2 separate regions of the Mus musculus genome follow, and region 1 is linked to region 2. Evidence: chromatin loops called from intact Hi-C (ENCODE). Cell type or tissue: left cerebral cortex. All regions are shown on one strand. Links, peaks and the distances in the headings refer to the core of each region. The heading gives the core; the rest is flanking DNA. Region 1 overlaps Nek1 (NIMA (never in mitosis gene a)-related expressed kinase 1). Region 2 has its middle 5.4 kb from the start of Sh3rf1.

Region 1 (5,383 bases), core at 188-5,187, 97 kb after region 2:
GAGATGCAGATGCAGATGAGCCAAGAAGCATACATACCAAACTAAATTAAGCTTTATTACTAAAAAAAGGTCAAGGAACAGGGGCCAAAACAGAGAGAAAACACTTCAGAAGTCACTTAACAGAAGAACTGAGAAGCGGTTGGTATGTCTGTGTGGAACACACAGTGAGCACAGACAGACAGAAGCACACATCAACTGTAAGGCTGGATATGTCCCTATCAGATACCAGGAAACCACCTCCTACGTGAACTCTGAGCAGAGAGACAGAAACGGGCGCTCAGCCATGAGCAGCCGTGAGCCACCGTGAACACACACCTGAGTGCCATTCCTCGTTCAGGGCGCTTTCGCTGCTGGGGTTGTCCTCCTCGTCTGGGGCATCTGTCCCTCTTGCTGTCTGCTCCACATCGCTGCTTTTTAAAACAGACTCTTCCTCCTCACTGTATTCGTCACCTGGTTGCTCCCTAAGCAGCTGCTCCATTGAGGCCTGAAGCTCTTGTAAATCTGTGTCAGTTTCTTCAAATACACTGAAATGTAAAGAGTTAAACTGAATACTGCCTAATCTTATTTTGAAATGGTGCATTCTCTTCCACTTAAAAGTACTAACTGTGGATAAAAAAGAAGTCTGAAATAAGCATATAGAGTTTTTAACTAAGGAATTGAGGATGAATACAACTGAGAAAAATAGTACACGAGGGGTACTCTGCAACTATAGGTGATTTGCTGAAATTGGTGCTGATTTGCAGAGGAGACTCATGTAACTATTAACCTCAGTCACTGCTTAAACTTTGCAACAAAGGTTTGTGTCTGTGTGTCCCACCTGTAGTTGGGGAAGTTAAGAAAGCAAAGATGTTTATCACATGTTTTTTAAAAAATGAATTAATAGTCAAATGTTTAAAGGAAAATTGGAAAAACCATTTTCCAATTTTGAAAGTTTATCACAATCTTAATGTAGATACTAGCTGTGTACTATATGCAAGGATTTCCATGTGAATGTATTTGGATTTTTAGAGACATGTACTTAAGGTCTTGCATAATATTTGTGCTTTTTAAGGCTAACGGGATGATGATACAGTGAATATAATAGTCAGGAGAAATTTATCTTTATGTGTATATTCCTGAAAAGAATTCTAAAATATATAAATAGATTTTCCCAAGAATAAAACAATGGCCATAATCCTCACAGGAGAATTTTGTTTTCAAGGCATTAGTCAGAATATAAATGATATTTTCTGAGATTTAAAATGTGGAATCAATTAATAGGTAAAAATCTTATATGTATGTAGTACACTTACTAAGGAGTTTCTTCCTATTTAAATTTTATCCAAATGAAACTCATGGTAGAGACATGAAAATATAAGAGGCCTATCAATGGATCTCTAGCCTCTGTCCTTGGACACTTGTACAGTAACTGAGAAACTCAGTTCTAAGACTCCCAGTTTATCTCTGAGGACATGCATGAAGGTGAGGAGTTACCTGAGTCTGATGTGTGAGGCCTTGTAGTGAGGGGTCAGGGCCATCGGCAGGAGTCCCTAGACTAGAAATGCAATGCTAAGAAATATATAGGGCTGATGAGGACCCTTCCCAAAGTTTACAGCCAACTCCCAAATACACTCTATGAGACCTTGAAGACAATTTACATTAATGGAAAAGAAAATAATCATTTACACAGAAATATCTTTATTTTGTACTTATGCATACTAACTAGCCATTTGACTTTGTGGAAGCTACAGAAAACAATCTGATCAGAATAAGACTTGGTGTTTAATAAGAAGCCTAACTCATCATTCAATCTTTCATGTGAAGACTATTATGTTGACCTGCTGATAACCCACTTATTAGCTAGAGGAAATAATGGCCAAGACATAGAGGAGTTAAAATTCGTGAGGCCAGCCTGACTGTTGCCTAAGAAAAATGTGAGAAGATCTAATACTGTATGAAATCAGCATTTACAAGTCTCTGTTAGTGTAATGGCTAGTTTTGTGTCAACTTGACACAGGCTGGAGTTATCACAGAGAAAGGAGCTTCAGTTGAGGAAATGCCTCCATGAGATCCAGCTGTAAGGCATTTTCTCAATTAGTGATCAAGGGGGGAGGTCCCCTTGTGGGTGGTGCCATCTCCAGGCTGGTAGTCTTGGGTTCTATAAGAGAGCAGGCTGAGCAAACCAGGAGAAGCAAGCCAGTAAAGAACATCCCTCCATGGCCTCTGCATCAGCTCCTGCTCCCTGACCTGCTTGAGTTCCAGTCCTGACTTCTTTCAGTGATGAACAGCAATGTGGAAATGTAAGCTGGATAAACCCTTTCCTCCCCAACTTGCTTCTTGGTCATGCAGGAATAGAAGAAACCCTGACTAAGACAGTTAGGTTATTTGAAATCTGGCCCTAAGCTTAGTTTTTAGTTCTTATTATAAAATCTGGAGAAAGGTACGGACCCAAGTCAGTTTCCAAAGACAAACAAGTAGATGTAGAATAGTTTTGTTACAGCTGGCTCAATTACAAATGGTTCATTTTACTTACAGAGGACAAACCCACAAACCCCATTACCCGGCACTTTGTCGACCATAAGTGATGTATGTTGTGTTCCCCAGTAAGCCGACTAAAATAGGAACTAAAGTGACCTCCCTCCAAACCACTAGGTTCCTAGTAAGATCCACAGGTCTCTAAGAGGGCTGATGAGAAAATGGAGCTTCATTAGGAAGAAGTAACAACATGTCAGATGCAGCAATCCTGACACCAACTGCAGCCTCACTCAGGCTAAGCTACTCTACCCAAGCTACACCCCTGCACCAGACTCCTACGCTGTGCTGCTTCTAGCATCTGACTGCAGGATATTTTGGTTTATTCCTCTGAGTTTGTTATACTTGTTTGAGGCAGTTGGAAGGCTAAAACTGCAGAAGCCAAGAAGGATTCTTATCTAAGGCTCAGCCAACATTTCCCATAACTTTCAGAAACATTGTTACATTTCTTCCTGAGTTCTATATTTCCCATGAATCACAAGAAAGGAATTTTCTGTAAGCAGTGAAGTTACATGCAAACCAACACACACACACACACACACACACACACACACACACACACACACAGTTACCTTACCCCACTTCCACATATACCACAAAAATAACATCCTCACTGATACATCCTAAAACCAAATGTCACAAACAGACAGGAAAGTTTTCAGCATCTCCCTGATGTCATGCAGACGGTTTAATACTTCCCTGCTTCCCATCTCAATCCTAGTAGAATGGAGATTTCACTATTCAACAGGTATTATCCTGTGAAAATTATTTAACTACTATTTAGTAATCAGTATAGTCACATCAGTGTACTAGATGGATGTTAATGGGGGGAAAAAAACAGTGAGCATAAATACAAGCTGTTTTTATGTGCCTCAAATGAGACAGTAAATTGTTTAGAGGCAGCCATACATTTTCAAAAGGTTGATTACACTTTAACGAAGTTATAAGAGCTTGAAGGGTGAAGAAAAGGCAGCTGTAGACCATGCTCACTCTCTGGACTTTGAAGAAAATCCCAATCTAGATGTCAAAGTGATACTGGCATTTGTTAGTGGTCCTATACTTACGTGTCTTCGGAATCAGAAGGCCCTTCTTTAATTGGTTCATCTTCCAGCTCATCGATTTCAAGACTGTCTTGATGAACGTCCCCCACAGTGGGAACGTCCATTAGGGTTCTGAACAGCTTGGAAAGATCTGGAAGTGAGCAGGTCCTCAGCATCTGCAGAGAGGTTCACAGATTGATCATTAGGAGGAAGACAATTGAAATCAGAAGAGGAAATCAGAGGTAATACTAGTTACAATACTTAAGTCATGTAGTTAGACCTAAAGGACTCAAAGGGGCCTTGCCCAAGGTTAGAACCCAACTTTCTTAAAGTTCAGCTCACATGAGCAACACTAGATAGACTTATTAAACACTCATATGCATGTATGTACCAATAATCATTAAAGAAGAGGCCATGAATTCGAGAGGATGTGCAAGTACACGGGATGAGTTGGAGGGGGAGATGGAGGATTGGAAATTATGCAAATGTAGTACTCATGTAGGAAAATATAAAAAAATAATTAAAAATTCAGCTAGCATTTTTTTTTTTCATAAAGAAAGTTAAACTCGTGAGTAACGATTGGGCTTTAGCATAGCAGTTCAGTTGGGTCAGCTTTTAAAGAGTGGAGAGTGGCTATTTTGGAGATACACTTGGCCTTGAAATGCCAAGCTGCTGGCAATCAGGTGTGAGAAGTGCCCGTTGGTTCTTTCTCATGTGTATTGTTTCTCCTACCTTCCTGTGGTCAACTTGCCCTGTGCAGACCTGCTGAAAGCTGAAGCGAGTTGTCTGGAGCGCGGTGAAGCTCTATGATGTTCAGTCAGCCACTGTGCAGCACTTACTCCGAGGAGTTGCTGGCTGGCTAACATGGGTTAGATCAGTGTGAAGAGAAACCTGACTTTGCTTCCCCAAGATGGGGCTGAGTGGGGACCTCATGTTCAGACAGAAGGCTGCAAGGACAAGTTCTTTGAGGGCAATGAGGAAAAGCATTTATAACACCACCAAGAAGGAAGTAGGCCAACTGTGCTAAAGAAAACAAACAAAACAACAGACAGCGGAGGTGTTGAAAACGAAATCAGTGTTGGACAAGAGCAGAAATAACTGGAAGCGTCTCTATTCATCAACCTTTCAACAATAAGCATGTGACAAACAGGAGACGAGACAGATAGCTGTGGACCTGTCTCTGGGCTGGGCCGACTCTCCAGGAATCTGAGATTGAAATGTGAGTGCTAGGCCCTGAAAAGAGCTCTGCATTACAGGGAAGGCTTTGAAGAAAACACACAGTGGTGGAAATTTGCGTAGTTGGCCAATTTTCTTAGTGCAGCATTTCAGAATAATAAAGAATAGGTTCCCATTATTTGAACACCATTTCTACATTACACTAATTAAGAGAATGATCATCAGTTACAAACTGGTGAAGCTGGCCAAAGTGGTGAAAAGCAAACCAACAAAACCTAGTGCTTCTTAAAGCACTTAAAGATGGCAATGGTGCTGAGGTATGTCTCTCAGTGCCACTCAACTGGCCCCAGTGCTGGGACTGCAGGTGCCCCACATCCAACTTTGGACTTACTAAGATTTGGGCCATGTGTGTACTGAGCCAGAAGAATATAAAGTAGCACTTGTAACAATCTACGCAGGCTGACTGCTAACCAACAAAATAAACAGGATACATTACACAATTAAACTTGAGGATGTCATATATACAGGCTGGGAAAATTTAGCTCATCCTAGCATTTTTTAGGAACTCAATACAATTTTAATTTATTCCTCTTAATAGTTAAAATAACTTTTTTTCCCACTGATATGTAGCCCAGGAATGTGACCTTCCTGCTTCT
Region 2 (5,383 bases), core at 243-5,242:
TCCCTCCAAAGCAGCAAGACGTATAATTATCCCCAAGTTTCAGACGGGAAAGGGGAAGGGGAGAACTCGAGCATCTATTGCTTGTAGTGCTAACAGGAACCAGCCTGGTAAAATCCCAGATGCAAATACTCAGATAAACCTTAATATGGTACCTCCGTGTTCTTACACGCACGTTCGCGTGTCTAGCCATTTTTCTGCAAAACTTGTCTTTCCTCTCATTGTCAGGACGCTGGTAAAGGAGAGCAGTATTTAGCCAGTTGTTCAGACTAGAAACCTAGAAGCCATCCTTGATTTCTTCCCTTCTCTTCCTCCCTCTTTCCTACCACCTTTTACACAAACATATTTTAATGTCTATCTACAGCCTTTTGCCTTCTTGGCTTGGCAAAATGTGGGAGCTCCCTCCAAAACTCATGTTCAGGTTTGGTCCTCCATAGAACAGCACTGAAAGACCTTAAACAAATGTTTGGGTCATGATTGAATTAATGACACTCCAATGGGACCGAGATGATTGTTGAGGTAATGAATGACTGACTTTGTCAGTCCTGCAGGCTCAGTTACCATGAGAGTGGTTGTCGCATACCTGGTGCCTTGTCCCTTTGTGTGTGCTTCCACCTTGCACCCATGCTCAGATGTAGCACTAGCCTTACCAGAAACCATGAAGGTATCAGATCTCTGTGCCTTATTTTTAATCTCCAGAAACATGCACCCAAACAAACCACCCTTTTACAAATCATACAGGAGAGTTCAGAGGATAAAGTGCTCACTGTAATCAGGAAGACTTGAGTTCAATTCCCAGAACCCATGTTAATCTTAGTTGAGTTTTTGGTTTTGTTTTTTTGTTTGTTTGTTTTCTGGGACAGAGTTTCTCTGTGTAACAGCCCTGACTGTCCTGGAATTCACTCTGTAGAAGAGACTGCTCTGGAACTCAGAGAAATTTGCCTGTCTCTGCCTCCTGAGTGAGATTAAAGGCATGTGCCACCACTGCCCCAGAAACCATGGATGGATAGATAGATAGATAGATAGATAGATAGATAGATAGATAGATAGATAGATAGATAGATAGATGCCATTCATAATGTTGTATGCTACTAACCCTAGCACTAGGAAGAAGAAGAAGAAGAAGAAGAAGAAGAAGAAGAAGAAGAAGAAGAAGAAGAAGAAGAAGAAGAAGAAGAAGAAGAAGAAGAAGAAGAAGAAGAAGATAGGTAGATTCCTAGAGCTAGGTGACCAGCCAACCTGCTTGGTCAGCTAGAGGCCAGAGAGACTTCATGCCAAAAGAGGTGGACAGTGCTTGAGGGACAACACGGGAGGTTGTCTTCTGGCTGCCACACACCTACACTTGTACACATGTACCTGCACACTCACACAGTAACCCACGCATGTGCAAGAAAAACAAGCACAAGCAAATCATCCGGTCTCCAGTGTTCTCATAGAGACTAGACCCCACTGCACCTTCATTTAAGCCACTGTCACCTCTGTCTCTGGCCCTTCTAGCCAGCCTCTTTCCATTCTTGTGGCCATAGCTTGCCCTGGATGTAGTGATAACTCAGAGCAAGCTCCAAAAGATGGAGAACATGATGTCACTCCCTTGCACAGACTCATTTATTTCTTCCCATCACAAGTAGAATGAAAACTGAATGTTTTCCAGTCACTTGGACCCCAGCATTCCGTTTCTCTTCTTTATAGGATTGTCTGCTAAGTTTTCTATTCTCTGTTTATTGCCCGCCTTTGTCTGAATAGGACAGCTTTCCCAAGCAGAGACCAGGTTGTACCTTTGGCAGCCAACACATAATGGCTATCAGTAATCTCAAGTAAGGAGTTAACCCAGTATGGTTATATTTATTGCTATCCTGAGGCTATACATGCATATGTATGTGTGAATACATAAGTTTATATGAATATATGTGTCATTTTTCACTGCAGTATAGACAGGAAATCAGACAGGCAGTATCCCAAGTTTCATTAGGCATCTTTGTTATAATCTTTCCATCAATAAACAAATGCTCTTATATTCAAGTGAAACTGAAGGAACAGCTAAATAAACACCAAGCCTTTAACACAGACCATAAATTTAACGTCTTCATCCTAGGTCTTAGTTAACAGTATAGTCGTCTCAGCTCCTCAAACAAGCAAGACAGTGGTGTTAGCTTCGCTTTTTCTTTCTCTGGTCCCTCTTCCTCATCCTTTCATCAGGAGAGGCCTCCTAACCTTGCCCGCCTCCCAATCCACTCCTGCTCGTCCTCTTAGATAATAACTGCTCATCAATACCATCTCCTTAAGATATTTGATTCTTTAAACGATTTATTTATTTTCGTTTCATGTATACCCAAGAGTTCACCTGCATGCATGCATGCATACCATGTTGTATGAAGTGCTCATAGAGACCAGAAGAGGGCATCAGCTCCTCCAGAAATAGACCTGCACACTGTTTTAAGGCACCGTGTGGGTGCTGGGAAAGAGAGCCCAGGTCCTCTAACAGGAATAGCAAGTGCTCTTAACTGCTAAGCCATCTCTCCAGCTGCCAGAGTATTTGATTCATAGAAGTTAAATCTTGTACCACCCACCAAGTAGGTGACTTTGACTAAGTTCTAACTCTTCTGTACGTATGTTTCCTCTGCAAGATGGGCACCATACGATACCACCTCAAAGAATTATAAGAACTGTAGATGATTCTTCTTAATGTTTAGAATTATGTCCTACATATGTGTTTAGAAAGTGTGGTAGTTTGAATACAAATGGTTCCTGTAGGCTCATAGATGTGAGTGCTTCGTTACCAGGAAGTGGCATTGTTAGGAGGTGTGGCCCTTGTTGGAGTAGGTGTGGCTTTGTTGGAGGAAGTATGACATTGGGCATGGGCTTGAAGGTTTCAAGTGCTCAAACCAGACCCAGAGTTCCTCTCTTCCTGCTTCCTGTGTACCTAGATGTAGAGCTCTCAGTTCCTTCTCCAGCACCATGTCTGCCTGCCCGCTGCCATGCTTCCCACCATGACAATCATGGACCAAAGCTCTGAATGTAAGAAAGCACCAATTAGATACTTTCTTTTATAAGAATTGCAGTGGCTCACAGTGTCTCTTCAGAGCAATAATAGAACACTAAGACAATAAGTAATAGGTTTGGGAGGTTGTTTTCCCTTTTGGTTTTGTGTTTTTGAGACGAGAGGTTGTTCTATAGCCAGCCTTGGACTTGAGATCCTCCTGCCTCCCAAGTGCTAGGACTAGAGGTGTGCCCCACACTACCCAGAAACAGAGTTTATTATTATTATTATTATTATTATTATTATTATTATTATTATTATTATTATTATTAAAACCTAGATTCCACTGTAAGTCTAATCTCTGTTGACTAAATGACTTTACAGATTGATTTTCTGAGTTTAAACAAGTGGATATAATATCCACTTTGGAAGCTTGTTGAAACCCCAGCACAGGACCGTTCTGGTTCATAGTAAGGACCGAATAGAATGTTTGCTTCCTGCCCTTTTCTATGTACCTGACTTTCCTTCCCCACCCCCCACCCCACCCCCCATAAATTAGAGAGCTACTGGCTGATATATAAACATTCTTTCCTGCCTTGTGAGTTTATTTCCATCCTAATTGCATTGCGGGCCAGGGGAGTCCCTCTTGTGTGAAGCCAAGTGGCCATGAGGTGCCATGATTGTCAGGAAAGATGGCTTTAGAGTCAGGCAAGCCCAGGAAGGCTATTTTAGTCTGCAGAAGTGGGAAGGTGGTGCCGACTGCACTGTCTGCTGAAAAATCTGAGCAGATGGAGTATTTAAAAGCACCACTTCCCAAGGACTTCAGTTCAGTCAGAAAGGAAGCTGGCTGGGGGGAGCGCTCGGGAAAAGTCAGATGAGAAAGTGGAAGGAAGCTGAACCATGTCTTCTGCCAGCCAGCCTTTCTGAAGCAGGTCTGAACATTTGGGGAGCTGGGCCTGACACCACAGTACCCGGGGAAAGCTGGAGTTCTCAGAACTGACTGGTTCCAACCTAGCCAGCCTTCAGGGAGCATTCCTGAGGTTCGGCTCAGTTAGAATCACTTGCGGATATCATTAAACGTTCAGATGCCCCGCTTTATCGCTGGAGTAGGACCACCCTGGATTTTAGAATCAGGTGATTTGTAACATAGGTGATGCTGGGAAGCAACTGGAGAAACTCCCAGAAGCATCAACAGAGAAGTAACACAAGTGTGGACCAAGGGAGCTAGACCCTAAAGGACTATAGCTCTTGGGCTTTGATGGGAAGGGGGTGGAACCTTGGAGCCAGGGCTGGTTTGCCAAGGAAAATAAGAGTAATTGAGTGTTGTTAACTTCCTTTGATTCCAGCCTGCAGCTGTGCTCTGCCCAGCCTCCGGCTTATCTTGTCTGGGTAAGTAAATGTTGAACACATGTTTGAAAGAATCTTTTTAAAGGAAGCTAGAATATTAGCCTGCCTAGAGAAACACACATTGCTGGACACAAACTCACACCGGCGACCTGAAAGTGGGTGGCAGTCACATACATCAAGCCTCAGAAAATAATTGTGTTTAGTACTATTAAATTATAATGAAAACATGTCCCTAGTAAATGTTCAGCCCCAAGTTCGCTCAAAAATAAAATTAACCTATTTGAAAGAAAAATAATATGATTCCTTCATTTCTATTAGAAATACTTTATCTTGTCAAATTCCATTATCGTTCTAAAAGTTCAAGCCTTGAAGGAGGCTTTTTGCTTCCAAGAAAATGTCACCTAATCCAAGCAATTGGAGAGAAAGTAGATAAATATCCATCACTTTATCATCTTTGGGAAATGAAATTTCATAATCTTTCCTGGTAAACTATCTTTTTGAATTAAAACCTTATTTATCAGCCTTCTTTCCTTCTGATAAAATTTAAAGATAAATGTAGACCTTTCTAAAGCCAGTAAGTGGGTAGTTTAAAAATGCACACATATGAAAAAAGTGCAGGTTTACACTAGTAATCCAAAGAGAAGGAAGGAAGGAAGGAAGGTAGGAAGGAAGGAAGGAAGGAAGGAAGGAAGGAAGGAAGGAAGGAAGAAAGGAAGGAAGACAGGAAGGCAGAAGGGAGGGAGGAAGGGAAGGAGGGAGAGAGGGAAGGAAGGCTGGTAGGCAAAAAAGGAAGGGGGCCATGGTGTGGTGGTGCACATCTCTAATCTCAGTACTTGAAAAACAGAGTAGTAACAAAAATAAATGTATGGGTGCTGGTCAGCACAACATGAGGAATGGTATTAAAGGATATTAAAGGGTTGCAGCATTAGGAAGGCTGAGAACCTCTGTTATAAGGGTCTCTCCATGTTTTCTTTTCACAGTTCCTAGAATTCTGTGTAATATGTGAATCCAACGAGCCTCTGATGTTTAAGAGGGCACTGTGAAAATCATTTCTTAAAGCAA

Evidence for each region. Hi-C counts contacts between places; a loop is a spot of excess contacts. Peaks named below come from ENCODE experiments on the same cell type or tissue, not always from the same donor. Only the 100,000 strongest peaks of a DNase experiment are listed, where the experiment ranks them.
Region 1: it touches region 2 in a loop (2.6-fold over the local background); 4 of 42 quality-filtered maps call a loop at or near these places.

What each region holds. Positions count from the first base shown.
Region 1 is chr8:61,119,253-61,124,635 of GRCm38, reverse strand. It overlaps Nek1 (NIMA (never in mitosis gene a)-related expressed kinase 1), which reads right to left. Exons shown (of 33, transcript NM_175089.4): 29 at 3,576-3,727; 30 at 316-524. Among named protein-coding and RNA genes, the nearest start is that of Sh3rf1, 100 kb to the left of the region's middle. In left cerebral cortex, for the core only: no CTCF peak of the experiment used is centred there; a DNase peak (open chromatin) is centred at 2,804.
Region 2 is chr8:61,216,110-61,221,492 of GRCm38, reverse strand. No RefSeq gene overlaps it. Among named protein-coding and RNA genes, the nearest start is that of Sh3rf1, 5.4 kb to the left of the region's middle. In left cerebral cortex, for the core only: a CTCF peak has its summit at 2,408 (motif pointing right); a DNase peak (open chromatin) is centred at 3,801; H3K27ac peaks cover 498 bases.